Regions from separate parts of the Homo sapiens genome. Here region 1 is linked to region 2. Evidence: chromatin loops called from intact Hi-C (ENCODE). Cell type or tissue: MCF 10A. All regions are shown on one strand.

The links. A loop is a pair of places that touch in the nucleus more often than their neighbours do. Peaks named below come from ENCODE experiments on the same cell type or tissue, not always from the same donor. Only the 100,000 strongest peaks of a DNase experiment are listed, where the experiment ranks them.
Region 1: it touches region 2 in a loop (5-fold over the local background); 3 of 110 quality-filtered maps call a loop at or near these places.

The regions. Positions count from the first base shown.
Region 1 is chr12:46,000,928-46,008,927 of GRCh38, reverse strand. It overlaps the pseudogene RPL13AP21. Among named protein-coding and RNA genes, the nearest start is that of SCAF11, 14 kb to the right of the region's middle. In MCF 10A, a CTCF peak has its summit at 3,573 (motif pointing right); no DNase peak of the experiment used is centred here.
Region 2 is chr12:45,167,283-45,175,282 of GRCh38, reverse strand. It overlaps the pseudogene PLEKHA8P1. Among named protein-coding and RNA genes, the nearest start is that of ANO6, 45 kb to the left of the region's middle. In MCF 10A, a CTCF peak has its summit at 4,635 (motif pointing left); a DNase peak (open chromatin) is centred at 4,632.

The DNA.
Region 1 (8,000 bases), 830 kb before region 2:
AAAAAAAGATATCTACGAAAAGCCACAACTAACATAATTAATGATGAAAGACTGAAAGCTTTCCTCCTAAGATCAATAAATGAAAAGAATGTCTGTTCTCACCACTTTTATTCAACATTGCATTGGAGGTTGTAGAAAGGGCAATTGGGCAAGAAAAAGAAGTAAAAGGCATTCAGATTGGAAAGAAAGAAGTAAAACTATAGTTGTAGATGACACAAACTTGTATATAGAAAATCCTAAGGAATCCACTAAAACATCATTACAAACTAATAAATAAGTTCAGCAAGGTTTCAGGCTACAAGATTGATATATGAAAATTAGTTATATTTCTATATGCTGCAATGAACAATCTGAAAATAAAAGTAAGAAAACTGATGCAATAGCATCAAAACGTATAAAATAGTTGGGAATAAATTAAACCAAAAAACTGTAAAACCTATATCCTAAAAACTATAAAACATTATTAAAATAAATTAAAGAAGAATTAAATAAATGAAAAGGCATTCCATGTGCTGGATTGAAAGACTTAATACTGTTAAAATGGCAATACTTCTCAACTGATCTACAGATTCAACCTATCGTTGTAAAAATCCCAGTTAAATTTTTTACAGAAATTGACAAGCTGACCCTAAAATTTATATGGAAATTCTCTTGAATTTCCTTTAGAATAAGTTTGAATTTGCTTTAGAATAGGAAAAACAACCTTGAAAAAAAAGAGCAAAGTTGAAAGACTCACACTTCCCAATTCCAAAATTTACTACAAAACTACAGTAGCCAAAATGGTAAGGTACTGGCATTAAAGATAGACATATAGATCAATGGAAGAGAATTAAGTGTCTAGAAATAAACTCTCAAATTCATGGTCAATTGGTTTTTGAAAAGGGTGTCATGACAATTCAATGGGGAAAGGATAATCTTTCCAGCAAATGATGCTGGTACAACTGCATATCCAGAAGCAAAATAATAAAATTGCATGTACAGAAAATTTATGCATATACATAGGCAAAAATCAATGGATCAAAGGCCTAACTGTATGAACTAAAACTGCTAAATTCTTGGAAGAAAACATAGGCATAACTCTTTGTGACATTAGATGAGACAATAGTTTCTTAGATATGACACCAAAGCACACTCAAGGGAAGAAAAAAAGGATAAATTGGGCATCATGAAAATTAAAAACATTTGTGTTGCAAAGGATACCATCAAGAAAATGAAGACAATCCATAGAATGGGAGAAAATACTTGCAAACACATATCTAATAAGAGACTTGTATCTACAATATGTTAAGAATTATTACAACTCAATAATAAAAAACCAAATAGCTCAATTAAAAGTGGGCAAATGATCTAAGTGACATTCAAAGAAGATACACAAATGACCAACAAGCACATGAAAAGATGTTCAGCATCATTAGCTATCAGGGAAAGGCAAATTAAAACCACAATGAGATACCAATCCACACTCAACAGAATAGCAATAACCAACAACACAGACTATTGCAAGCAATGTTGAGGGCATGAGGAAACTGGAACTCTCATGCACTGCTGGTGGGAATGTCAAATGGTGCAGCTGCTTTGGAAAAGCAGTTTGGCAGTTCCTCAAAAGGTTAGACATAGAGTTACCATATGACATTTCACTCCTAGATATATACCCAAGAGAAATGAAAACATATGTCTACACAAAAACTTGTACAAGAATGTTCATAACAGCATTATTCATAATAGCCAAAATGTAGATACAACCCAAATGTTCATTAACTGATGAGTGGATAAATAAAATGTGATATGTATATACAACAGACTATTATTCAACAATAGAAAAGAAGTACTACTACATACTGTAAGATGAATAAATCCTGAAAACATTATGCTAAGTAAAAGAAGCCAGTGGCAAAAGCCCCCATACTTGACTATTCTATTTTTATATAATATCCAGAAAGGGTAAATCCACCCAAAAAGTAGATTAGTGGTTGCCTAGGACTGGGGGGTTATGAGAAAATAGGGAGTGACTGCTGAGGTATATGGGGTTTTAGAGGGTGATGAAAAAAATATTGCGGCAGGGCACAGTGGCCCACGCCTGTTATCCCAACACTTTGGGAGGTTGAGGTCAGTGGTTTGCTTGAGGCCAGGAGTTGGAGACCAACTTGGGCAATATGGTGAAACTTCATCTCTACCAAAAACACAAAAATTAGCTGGGCATGGTGCTGTGAACCTGTAGTCCCAGCTACTTGGGCAGTTGAGGTGGGAGGATCACTTGAGCCTGGGAGGTGGAGGTTGCAGTGAGCCGAGACTGGCCACTGCACTCCAGCCTGGGCAAATGAGTGAGACCCTGTCTCAAAAAACAAAAAGAAAAGAAAAGAAAAGAAAAGAAAAACATGTTCTAAAATTGATCGTAGTAACAGTTGCATGTCTCTGTGCATGTCTCTAAAAACCACTGAAGTGTACACTTTAAATATGTGAATTGTGTAGTGTATGAAGTATATCCCAGTATAGCTGTTATTTTTAAAAAATGGAAAAGAGAAATCAATTAAAGTCAGAAATTAAACCCAGGAATTACTAGAAATAAAGTAAAATCCTGGAACTTTCAGAATCACTTGAAGGACTCTACCCCAAGACACAGAATAGAAATTTTAAGAAAATCTTAACTAGTTTTTAAGGGAAGAGTGACTGGCATATGCAAGAGGACTACATTTGTCACAGTCCACTTAGTGTTGCTGTAATGGAATACCTGACGCTGGATAATTTATACAGAAAATAGATTTGTTTGGTTCATGATCCTGGTGGCTGGAAAGTGCAAGATTGGGCAGCTATATCTAGAGAGGGTCTTGTACTGCTTCCTTACACTCATGGTAGAGAGTGGAAGGTGGGGGAGGTGTATGCAAAGAGGCCACATGGTGAGAGAGGAAGCAAGAGAGAGAATCCAAGGAACCCAGGCACTATTTAGCAAGCTGCTCTCTCTGATGTAAAATAATCCATTCCTGAGAAAGGAAGAACTCATTGCAGCCGGAAGGCATTCATGACAGTGGTGTCCCCGTAACCCAAACATCCCCAAGTAGGTCCCACCTCTGAATACTGCTGCCACATCAGGGATCAAATTTCAATATGAGTTTTGGCAAAATAATCACATCCAAACCATGGCAACATTATTGTTGGTGAATATATGAGGAAACTGGCACTCTCATGCCCTGTTGGTATATAGGTGAATTGGTACAATGTGCCAAATTTCTGCACATGTGTACCATTTGGCCTAACAAACCCACTGCAAAACATGAATATACAAAGATGTTCATCAGAATATTTTTAGTATTGAAAATTGAAGATACTCTGTGTCCATCTACAAGCAGTGCTTCTCAATCCCAGCTGACTTCATGCCCTTTTTATAATAAATACTTTGTAACACTCCCTTACAGTCCTGAAATGAAAGTCATAGGTACATACAACAAAATATACTAACTGTAATGTGAAAAAAGCAGTAATTTATAACAAAATATGTATTTCATCATGTAAATAGTCGAGACACAAAACATACTCTAGAGGGCAGTACCACTCAATTAAGAATTATCTATAGCAAACTGGTTAATTTATGTTATATAAAAATAGTGTTTAATCAAAAAGCAGCAATTTGGATGGGTTCAGTAGCTCATGCCTATAACCAAAGCACCTTGGGAGGCTGAGGAGGGAGGATTGACACCAGGAGTTTAAGGTCAGCTTGGGAAACACAGCGATACCATCTCTACAAAAAACAAACAAACAAACAAAAAACAACCAGATGTGGTGGTGTGCCTATAGTCCCAGCTACTGGGGAGGCTGAGGTGGGAGGGTCATTTGATCCCACGAGTTGGAGGCTGCAGTGAGTTTGATTCTGCCATGGCACTCCTGCCTGGGTGACAGAGCAAGACCCTGTCTCTATAAACAGAGTAAATAATAAATAAAAAATAAATTACAGACGTAGTTCTATTTGTATAAATATATAGTAAAAGGTTTAAAATAATGCTCACTAGGATATTGATGAATCGACAAATTGTCTCCAGTTATAGGATTTGGAAAGATTTTTATTTTCTTAAGCATTTCAATGTTTGAATTTCCTTGCCTTTGTAAAAATAAAAAAGTTTACATCAAATCCCATTCGAAGAATCACAACACAGATCTCTATGGTTATGAAGCAAGGTCATGCCATCTGCAGTGCAGACTTAAATCCCTTTGGTAAAATAGTTCCTGGCCTTTTCCAAGTGGCTGTTGAAGATGTTGAAGGGGCAGGTTCTGGTGATCGATGGCCTAGGCCTCTCCTGAGTTGCCTGGTGGTCATAATGGCCAAGCAAGTACTGCTGGGCAGGAAGCTGGAGGTCCTGCACTGCAAGGACATCAGCATTTTTGTCAACTTCTACAGGAACAAGTTTCAGTATCTAACCTTCCACAAGACCAGGAGCACCAACTCTGTCTTTAGACCCTACCACTTCTGGGTCTCTTCTACTTTCGGGCACCTAACTGCATCTTTTGGCTGAACCATGAGTGGTATATTGCCCCATAAAACCAAGTGAGGCCTGGCCACCTGGACCACCTCAAGGTATTTGATGGGATCCACACCCCCTGTGCCCTGCCCTTTGCAAAAGTGGATGGTGATTTCTACTCTACTCAAGGTTGTGCACCTGAAGCCCACACTGAAGTTTGCCTACCTGGGGCACCTGGTTCATAAATTTGCCTGGAAGTACCAACCAGTGACAGCCATTCTGGAGGAGAAGAGGAAGGAGAAGGTCAAGATCCATTAGGAGAAAGAATGGGGAGGGGCAAAGGGAGAAGGAGCAGTTTATGAGGCTGCAGAAACAGGCTGAGAAGAATCTGAAGAATATCGACAAATACACAGAGATACTCAAGACCCAAGGACTCCTAGTCCAAAGCCAATAAAGACTGTTTATTCCTCACTCTTGGCCTAGCCTGCCCTTTTTCCATTGCTGCCCTAGTTTTTGGGGGGACCCAAAGGTGACAGTCCTGATGTGCAAGTGCCACAGGCAATCACTTAGGAGTGTCCTGAAAGACAGTAGTGAGGGGAATATCTCTAAGTGGGCAGAGCTTTGGTTTGTAGCTCAAAGTAAACTTATACATTAATTTATGGGCACTAGCAAAAGGCTTACTGTTTGGTCAGGGGCTGGAAAGACAAAGATTGGGGATAAAGAGTTCTGGGAAAGAGGCATGTGGATGACCCTATAAAATGGATATGAAATGTGAAGATCTTTGCTTCATGTGTTAATAGGCAACAGAGAGAATCCATCACAGAATAAGCACTAGACAACCATAAGGAACAATGCCCTGGCCAGATGACATCAGCCAGTCTCTGCCATTGGCTACACTAGTATTGGCCCAATAGGCACATGACAAGGGTAGCCACAGGTGCAGAGATGGAGGTTATACATGGGCCTAATAGCATGGTTCCCAATTAACAAGGCTGATCTAGCTACCACCACTGTCAAATGTCCAATTTGCCAGCAACAAGGCCAATGCTTGGCCCCCAATGCAGCACCATTCCTTCAGCAGACTTACCAGCTACTTGGTGGCAAGTTGTCTACACAGGACTCATTCCATCCTGGAAGTAGTATCAATTTATCTTTATTGGAACTTAAACATATTCCAAGTTGGATCTCCTGCCTGAAGGGTCTCAGGTAGTACCACTGAGGGCTTAAATTGTTTGATCCACTGACCTAAGATTTGGTGCAGCAGTGGGCACAGGACCATGGGTTCCACTGGTCCTACAATATACTACACCACCTTGAAACTGTACTGATTGAGCATTGGGATGACCTGTTAAAGTTTCAGCTGGGGTGCTAGCTTGCAAAGGATACCCTGTGAGGAGGCATCATACCCCAGGACTCAGTGTACACTCTAAATTGATATTCTCAAAAGTAAGAATACAAGAATCCGGGAGCTAAAGAGTGCAAATAGGAATATCTCCATATATTATGATTCCCAGGGATTTGTTTAGGGAAGTCGTACCTTCTTTCTCCGTAAGTTAGAGATTTTGGCTACGAGAGAGAAAATGTTTCCACTAGCAGACACAGGAAGAGTCCCATTAAACTCTAGCTGCTGCCTGGTCATTTTAGTCTTCTCATTCCAAGAAACAAGGAAAGGAGTCACCATTCTGGCAACGGTAATTGATTCTGATTTCAGTAGGGCAGCTGTTCCACAAAAGGGATAGGAAATAATATGTTTGATACCCAAGTGACCCATTTGTTTTTCTCTTGGTTTTTGCTTGCCCAATTTACATGGTCCATGGAAAAGTGCAGCAGCTACAACCTGGGAAGAATTTGGTGATGAAGGACTTGGCCCCCTCACTGAAGAGGGTTTGAGTTATTCCACTAGGTAAGCTACTGTCTTAGTGTGTTTGGGCTGGTATAATAAATATCACAAATTACATGACCTATAACAACAGAATTATTTCTTGTAGTTCTGTAACCTGTAAAATCCAAGATCAAGGTACAAGCAAATTTAGTGTTTAGTGAGGGCCCACTTCCTGGTGCCTTCTTGCTGTGTCTTCACGTGGTGGAAGAGGCAAGGCAGCTGTCTGGGACCTCTTTTATAAAGGCACTAATTCCATTCTTGAGGACTCTGTCTTCATGACCTAATCACTTCCAAATCACCCACCTCCTAATACTATCACATTGGTGACTAGTTTCAACATACAAATTCTGGGGATACCCAAACATTCAGTCCATAGCAGCTACCTAGACCAGCAGAGAGTGAGGGGACTCTAGAATAGGTAGTGGAAGAAGGAAATGATCAGCACCAATTATGACCCCAGGAGCAGCTTTCGAGGCTGTAATTAATCCCACCAACCTCCTTCTTCTAGTAAGTTTCTCCAGTTTCTTGGAAGCCCCACAGAATTTTGGAAGAGCTGCTCCTAGATCTTATATTCATAGAGGTAGACAGTAGTGGATATCATGCATGGTGTACTGTAGATTTCCCCCAATCCAGGAATGAAGCAGTCATTCCACCAGATGCTGAAAGTGTTTGAGGCTGACAACTCTCAACTGAATCCTTCACTATCACTTACCCTCTGCTGAAGAGGGCCTCCTCACATTTCTGGGTACAGCCAAAATGATTGGTCAATGAGATGGCATAAAGTCTTCAGAGTTCCCTGTAGGAATGGCTGAGGCCTCTGTTGGACTTCACTGCAGGTCAACTTCTTCCTTTGCCTAAGCCTGCTTTCTTTACTCTCTCTACAGGCGGATTCTAAGAGCACCCACCAATGACATTTCTGCACTCTAATCTTTATCTTAAAGTGTTTCCCAGGGAATTTGACCTGTGACAGTTTCCTTTCCCCACATATCCCTTAACTGCGAAGACCCTTAGTATTGTAAATTTTTAAAAAATCAAAATTGCTTAAATAATGAAGGGGACTTATTGGCTTACATAACTAGGCAGGTATCAGGATTTATTTGATCAGTGGCTTACTAATTTCAACAAGAAACTAGTTTTGTTCCACCTCCCTTCTGGGCCTTCCACAGAGGCAGCATTATTCCAAAGCTAGACTAGTTTATGATAACAGAGTAGCTACAGTAATTCCAGGTTTAAATTCTCACCTCTCATCATCCAAACAGGAAGAGAGCACACTTTTAGTAGCTTTATCTGAAGAACAAGGAAGTCTTTCTCAGTCACCAGCTCTTCAAGTGTTACTGACACAAATTGGCTAAAGGAATGCTTGCGTTTCCTAAACTACCCACTGTAGCAAGAAGTATAGGATTACCTTGAATGATCTAAAATAGTCAGGGCTGATTCCTGGAATTGGTGTTGTGTTTTTTTTGTTTTTGTTTTTTTTTAAGTATTTATTGATCATTCTTGGGTGTTTCTCGGAGAGGGGGATGTGGCAGGGTCATAGGATAATAGTGGAGAGAAGGTCAGCAGATAAACACGTGAACAAAAATCTCTGGTTTTCCTAGGCAGAGGTCCCTGCAGCCTTCCACAGTGTTTGTGTCCCTGGGTACTTGAGATTAGGGAGTGGTGATGACTCT
Region 2 (8,000 bases):
CAATTCTCCTGCCTCAGCCTCCCCAGAGTAGCTGGGACTACAGGTGCACGCCACCACACCCAGCTAATTTTTGTATTTTTAGTAGAGACGGGGTTTCACCATGTTGGCCAGGATGGTCTCAATCTCGTGACCTTGTGATCCACCCACCTCGGCCTCCCAAAGTGCTGGAATTACAGGCATGAGCCATCGTGCCCGGCCGGGAGCAAGTTCTTATACCCGTTCACATATACCACTACACAGATGCCCTCACTGAAAAATATGAAAAATAAACATAGAGTTTTGTTTTTGTTTTAAATAATAAGAGGTGGGTATGAGGGGGATTTTTCAAATTAGAAATATTGGCATTAGAAGGTAGATATAATTCAACAGTTAAAGAAAGTGTAATTAAAAACCATGATTTACCCCGGGCCGAGGGTGAGGCAGGTCGGGCGTCCCCACACCGGGCCCGGGCACCGGGAGTGGGCGTCTGGGCAGCACCGGGTGATGGCCCTGCTGCTGGTGCTCCTCGCCTCCTGGGGCCTTGGGCAATGAGGGGGCCGGTGGGCGTGGGCTGAGTGGCCGTGGGCGCCATGGAGTGGGTGCTGTACAAGTGGACCAACTATCTGAGCAGTTGGCAGCCTTGATGGTTCTTTCTCTGTAGGGGAATATTGTCCTATTATGATTCTCCTGAAGATGCCTGGAAAGGTTGCAAAGGGAGCATACAAATGGCAGTCTGTGAAATTGAAGTTCATTCTGTAGATAATACATGCATGGACCTGATAATCCCCGGGGAACAGTATTTCTACCTGAAGGCCAGAAGTGTGCCTGAAAGATAGCGGCGGCTGGTGGCCCTGGGATCAGCCAAGGCTTGCCTGACTGACAGTAGGACCCAGAAGGATAAAGAGTTTGCTGAAAACACTGAAAACTTGAAAACCAAAATGTCAGAACTAAGACTCTGCTGTGACCTCCTTGTTCAGCAAGTAGATAAAACAAAAGAAGTGACCACAACTGGTGTGTCCAATTCTGAGGAGGGAATTGATGTGGGAACTTTGCTGAAATCAACCTGTAATACTTTTCTGAAGACCTTGGAAGAATGCATGCAGATTGCAAATGCAGCCTTCACCTCTGAGCTGCTCTACCACACTCCACCAGGATCACCACAGCTGGCCATGCTCAAGTCCAGCAAGATGAAACATCCTATTATACCAATTCATAATTCATTGGAAAGGCAAACGGAGTTGAGCACTTGTGAAAATGGATCTTTAAATATGGAAATAAATGGTGAGGAAGAAATCCTAATGAAAAATAAGAATTCCTTATATTTGAAATCTGCAGAGATAGACTGCAGCATATCAAGTGAGGAAAATACAGATGATAATATAACCGTCCAAGGTGAAATAATGAAGGAAGATAGAATGGAAAACCTGAAAAATCATGACAATAACTTGTCTCAGTCTGGATCAGACTCAAGTTGCTCTCCAGAATGCCTCTGGGAGGAAGGCAAAGAAGTTATCCCAACTTTCTTTAGTACCATGAACACAAGCTTTAGTGACATTGAACTTCTGGAAGACAGTGGCATTCCCACAGAAGCATTCTTGGCATCATGTTGTGCTGTGGTTCCAGTATTAGACAAACTTGGCCCTACAGTGTTTGCTCCTGTTAAGATGGATCTTGTTGAAAATATTAAGAAAGTAAATCAGAAGTATATAACCAACAAAGAAGAGTTTACCACTCTCCAGAAGATAGTGCTGCACGAAGTGGAGGCGGATGTAGCCCAGGTTAGGAACTCAGCGACTGAAGCCCTCTTGTGGCTGAAGAGAGGTCTCAAATTTTTGAAGGGATTTTTGACAGAAGTGAAAAATGGGGAAAAGGATATCCAGACAGCCCTGAATAACGCATATGGTAAAACATTGCGGCAACACCATGGCTGGGTAGTTCGAGGGGTTTTTGCGTTAGCTTTAAGGGCAACTCCATCCTATGAAGATTTTGTGGCCGCGTTAACCGTAAAGGAAGGTGACCACCGGAAAGAAGCTTTCAGTATTGGGATGCAGAGGGACCTCAGCCTTTACCTCCCTGCCATGAAGAAGCAGATGGCCATACTGGACGCTTTATAAGAGGTCCATGGGCTGGAATCTGATGAGGTTGTATGATGGCTGCTGGGCAGCACCTCCTAACTTCAGGGAATAAAGTGCTAAAGTGTAAAAAAAAATAAAAATAAAAATAAATAAATAAATAAAATTAAAAAAAATAAAAACCATGATTTCACAGCATCAATCATGCTTTTTATATTCCAAACTTCAAGAATTCATCCTATTATATTTTTATTATTTTACATTCAGAAATTACCCAAAGCGTTGATCTAAATCTACCATGTGATTACAAATTTCTTAAAAAGTCATGAAGTCCTTCACAAATTATTCATTTACTCAAGATTAAGTGTTATATTGGCTATTACATTCTCTAATAAATCATCTTATCTATTATTTGTACAAAGGATTTACACATTTGACTATGGTTTTTAGCTTGCTGCTTATTAAATCTTAAGCCCTTGGAAGATGAAATTTTAAAAATGCTTGAGATAATATATTTTACATGAATTGAATGATTCAAAAACAACCATAAAAAAGCAAATTCAATTGTATCTACTTGGAATTGCTAAATGAGTTCCATCTATGTGGTTTTTAATTGTCCTCTATCTTGTAACTTTTACCAGTATTTCATAACTAGATGTTTTCCTTAATTACTCTGGCCCTACAATGAGAATAAAAATAAGCTAGCACAAACATACCCTGACACAATTGTGCAGAAAACTCACCTTGGACTTTGCTAATGCATGCAAAGCATATCCCCAAGGCTTCTTTTTTTCTAGTCTCTTTTTTCCCAGGGGACGGCTCTGGAAGTGATCAACAGATTGTCTCCCTCTGAAGGGTATGGCTTGAGTTGAAAAAGATTTCAACCATAAATAGGTATTTATTTTCTTTGTGCCTGGAGAATATATGCTCATTAATTTTAAGAAATTTCAGCATTGTGATTTATTACAATAATAGTAATAATAATACTGCTAAAATTGGCATCATGTATATATTAAGTACTTAACCGGGTTATAACACCACATTGTTATGTAACATGAAAAGTCATTACTTAACATTGAGTTCATTAAAGCCACACACACAAAATGTAAATTACAAAGGAAATGGGCAAGTACATTCTCAAAATATGTAAAATTTCAGTGCTTTCTATATGGTTAGCACTATGTCAAATGCATTATGTGTATTCACTCCTAATCTTCATGACAACTTTGGAAAATAGATACTATTAGTCTCCCCATGTTAGAGGTAAAGAAAGTAGAGTCGGCTGGGTGCGGTGGCTCACGCCTGTAATCCCAGCACTTTGGGAGGCTGAGGCGGATGGATCACTTGAGGTGTGGAGTTCGAGACCAGCCTGACCAACATGGTGAAACCCTGTCTCTACTAAAAATACAAAATTAGCCAGGCGTGGTGGTGCATGCCTGTAATCCTAGCTACTTGGTAGGCTGAGGCAGGAGAGTCACTTGAACCCGGGAGGCAGTGGTTGCAGTGAGCCGAGATCGTGCCACACTCCACCCTGGGCAACAAGAGTGAAACTCTTCTAAAAAAAAAAAAAAAGAAAAAAAAGAAAAAGAAAGTAGAGTCACAGAGACATGGCAAGTTAGTGTCAAGATCTGGACCCAGGCAGTCTGGCTCCAGTGCTGGAAGTCTTTACCATTAAGCTATGTTACTGCTTTGTGACACCACAGAATCACAAATACTATGATTCTGAACAAATCACAGAAAAGAACCAGGGAAGAGAAATTGGAGAACCCAGAAGAGAAATCAAGGATCATTTATTTCAGTTCTTTTTAAGATACATAATCACTATTTTCCCAAGCCCATGGATAAAACTAATGTTGCAAAACAATATTGGTGGGCAGTGTCTGTGCCATACCAGGAGAGGAGAGAGGGCATGAGCTGTTAGACTTCAAAGGTTCTGGTCTGGCCAGTAAGATCACATTTGTGGGAGACAGATGTATCTTACCCAGATATAATTCAAAGGTCATCACCCAGCAACCTTCTGATTATTTTGTTTTCCACATCAGTCTGTCGAAAGGGAGAGTATGCTCTTATTACAAAGGCATGATTGTTCTCATACCTGAGACAGCAATGCCTTTTTACAAATTAATAGACTGATATTTATCTTTATATGCCCTGCCCCAAGAATCTACCACACAACATATCCCCCTGGTCATCCTGCATTAGATGTAAGGGGAAAGCTAGTGAGCACCACACCTCCAACAGTACTCAGAAGTCCCTCCCTTTCCCCATCCTTGCACTGCACTTGGGCCAAACCACTGGTGCTTTAGAATGGAGGGTTCCAGGAGTTTCCATCGTCCCCCAAACAAATTGACCCTTGGTGGCCCACCCTTGCATTCCCAACCCATGTCCCCCAGCACTTCAGGCCCTCCAAGTGTGTCATTAGTTACAACAAAACATTCTCAAAACAACAATAACAATAATTATATCAAAATCCTGGAGTCACTGTGATAAACTGAGGCTCAGAGAGTTTAGATGACAATCAAGGAGAGAGCTGAGCAGGACCAAATCCAATCTCCTGCTTCTCTGCTTTATGCTGCCCCCTGGTGGTGCACTGTCAATAGCCCAGCTTCCAAAGGCACCTTGCGGAACATGTTCTCCCTCCCCGTCCCTTCCATTCTTTCTCTCTGAAGAAGAGAAAGGGATAAACTACTGATGCACAGAATAACTTAGGAGTTGAGTCAGAAAGACATGTTCTTGTCCATAGTTCAAACCAGTTTTTCCAAATATTTTGAGAAAAGATGACCCCGTCATGAATTCAAATTTAACTAAAATGCTGTGATTGCATTACAAGCAAATTTAAAAGGTCCATTTGTGTATGACTTGATATTCTGAAAGACGAGAAAAGTATAGTAGCCTTTGGAACATATTGCTGTAATGCCACTGGCAAATTATTTTTAGAGAACACCATAGAACCTTAGCATTCTACCTTTCTAGACTATATAGTTTATATATTTTATTGACCTTCGGGTCTGTGAGAAGGACACAAATATTGGCAACATTATACTGCCAATATAAAGGATATTATACTGGCAATATAAAGGATATTGTTTCTTGACCAGCCTGGGCAACATTGCGAGACCCCTTCTCTACAAAATAAATAAATTTTTAAAAAGTTGGCCAGATGTGGCGGCTCACGCCTGTTATCCCAGCACTTTGGGAGGCCCAGGCAGGTGGATCACCTGAGGCCAGGAGTTTGAGACCAGCCTGGCCAACATGGTGAAACCCCATTTCTATTAAAAATACAAAAATTAGCCAGGTGTGTTGGTGCACGCCTGTAGTCCCAGCTACTTGGGAGGCTGAGACAGGAGAATTGCTTGGACCCAGGAGGAGGAGGTTGCAGTGAGCCGAGATCATGCCACTGCACTCCAGCCTGGGCAACAGAGTGAGACTCCATCTCAAAACAAAACAAACAAACAAAAAACATTGATTCTTTTTAAAGTATTTCAAAGGAACCTGCTGTATTTGGTATACGTTTTCATTTTCTTCTGACGTATTCCTAATAATATATGTACATGTAACTGTCACATAACAAGATAGTAACATGGAATTGCTACTTTCAGTTTATAGCCTCAGAAGCAGGTATCCAAAATTTCACATACATCCACATACCTTTACACATATATTATACCTATGTGTATATATAATTATATGTTGATTACTATATTCTACTAAATCTTAGAAAGGTATGTGAAGAGAAAAACATTCTGGTCAAAGCAAACTCACATACTCAAGTTAAAAATCAAGTGTAACCTTAGAAACCATCTTTCTAAATTCATAAGCCAAGAAACAAAGTTTCAATTTCCTATTTCTTTAGTTTACTCTAAGAGAAAGAGGGCTCTGGTCACTTAAAATTTTGCAAAATCTGTTTCAATCACATTTCACAAGACACTTGCTACAGCAGTGAATTTGAACCCAAGAATAAATAGCAATTCTGTAAACATTTACTCTTTCTTGCAATCTACAATATGGTCTCTAGACCAGCTGTTCTCCACAACAGGTGCAACAGATGGTATCATTCTCCAGTGCTCACTTAGAGGCCTTTGTTGTGCCCTTTCTACCAGTGGGCAAAAGTGAATACTTACTTTGGTGAATTGTATTCATCTTCTCAGAGGACAGAGGGCTTTAGTTTTGGCTCCCTTTCCAATAGTCTGGTTGTTCACAGTGTAGTAACTAGGAAATTTTCGGGTCGTGATTCTATCTGTTGGCTGTGAGAAGAAAGAACGGATCAAACCTCTGCAGAGTTGGTTTGGAATCTGTTGAGTTATATGCTGGGTTTGGGGGGGTTTTCTTTCATAAATTCATCAAAGTATGAATTCCTCTGCTTTGGAAGTAGTGACATCTTTAATATGGGAGAAGAGACATTGTACTTGTTAAGTCATGATGTCTGCAGAAGGTTCTGAACAAAATCTACTAAAGACAGTAATGTTGAAAATAGATAATGAAGGGACTTCAATTTAGAATGATAGGAAAATCCAGTTGCTTGCTTACATTTTCCAAATCATGCAGGAAAAGAAAAGTGAGCGGAGGTTTAGAAAAGGATATATACAAATGTGAGCATTTAGAAAACTGCTGATCTTAAGTCTACATAATGATTTAAATTACTTCAAATATATGAGTTGTTTTGATAATGCCAGAAATGTAGGCAGTAATCTATTTTCTACTTCTATTGCTTGTCAATTATAGCAGGAAGTCTTCAAGATGTAAATTACACAAAGAATTGTTCTTACCATAAGCAGTACTATACTTCAGTAGTTTACCAAAGGAGTAGACAGTGCAGGGACATATCATAGAATTTTAGCATAGTTAAAACACCTCAGCAAGTTCACAGAAATCCCTTATACAACTTGCATCATGGATGTTAAAGAGCTCTTCCTTAAGCGTTTTCAGTAATAAGAGAATCACCATCTCAAAAGGCAAATCATTCTGTTTTCTAATCATTAGCCTGTTCTTTTTCATTTTAAGGTTGGAATCTATCACTTGTAACTTCATCTCTTGGTCTGCTCTCTGAAGCTGTAAAAATAAAATCTTTCCTCTTCTATCTTTTAACCTACTTGATATTTAAAGTTCACTATTGTATTTTGCTTAAGTCTTTCCCCTTTCCTGAATAAGTATCCCCATTTCCTCAAAGCAATCATAATATAATCAATAATATTTAATTCCTCATCCACCATCCCCTGATAGTGCTCAAGTTTGAGCTTTTGAAATCTCTAACACATTCCTGTATCTTGAAACTCTCATCCTCTTTTATCTCTGTTTCCCCTCTTAAAGATAACCAAGCAAATTCCCTCTCTCCCAAGCCCTCTAGTTTTAATTTTATTTCTCTTTCCTTCTTCAAAGTTGATGTTTTTGAAAAAGTATTTTGTGCTCACTTCCCCATTTCCATCCTTTCAAAGCCATTGTAATCTAGTGTTCATCTTCATATGCTGCCGAAATCATGTGTGGTAGTATCCCTGTTGACCCTTAAAGATCAGTGGGCAAAGGGATCTGAGAGTGGACCTAAGTGTGAGACAGACACGGTTTCCTGGATCCACCACTTGCTAGTTTTGTGACTTTGGCTATGTATTTAACTTCTTTCAGTCTTGTTTCCTCATTTTGATAAAAAGAATTGTTGTGAAACATAATGCAAGGAAAGTGTTAAAGTATCTGGCCTGCAGTTTGTAACCAACATCTTTGGTAGTCATTATTATTATTATTTGCCCTCACCAATGGTTATCTTACTTCATTTTTGCTGCTGTAACAAAGTATCCAAGACTGAGTAATTTATAAAGAATAGAAACCCATTTGCTTATAATTGTAGAGGCTGGGAAGTCCAAGACCAAGACACTAGTAGATTCAGTTGTCTGGCGAGGGCTTCTGTCTGCTTCCAAGATGGCCTCTGTAGCTACATCCTCTGAAGGGGAGGAACGTGAT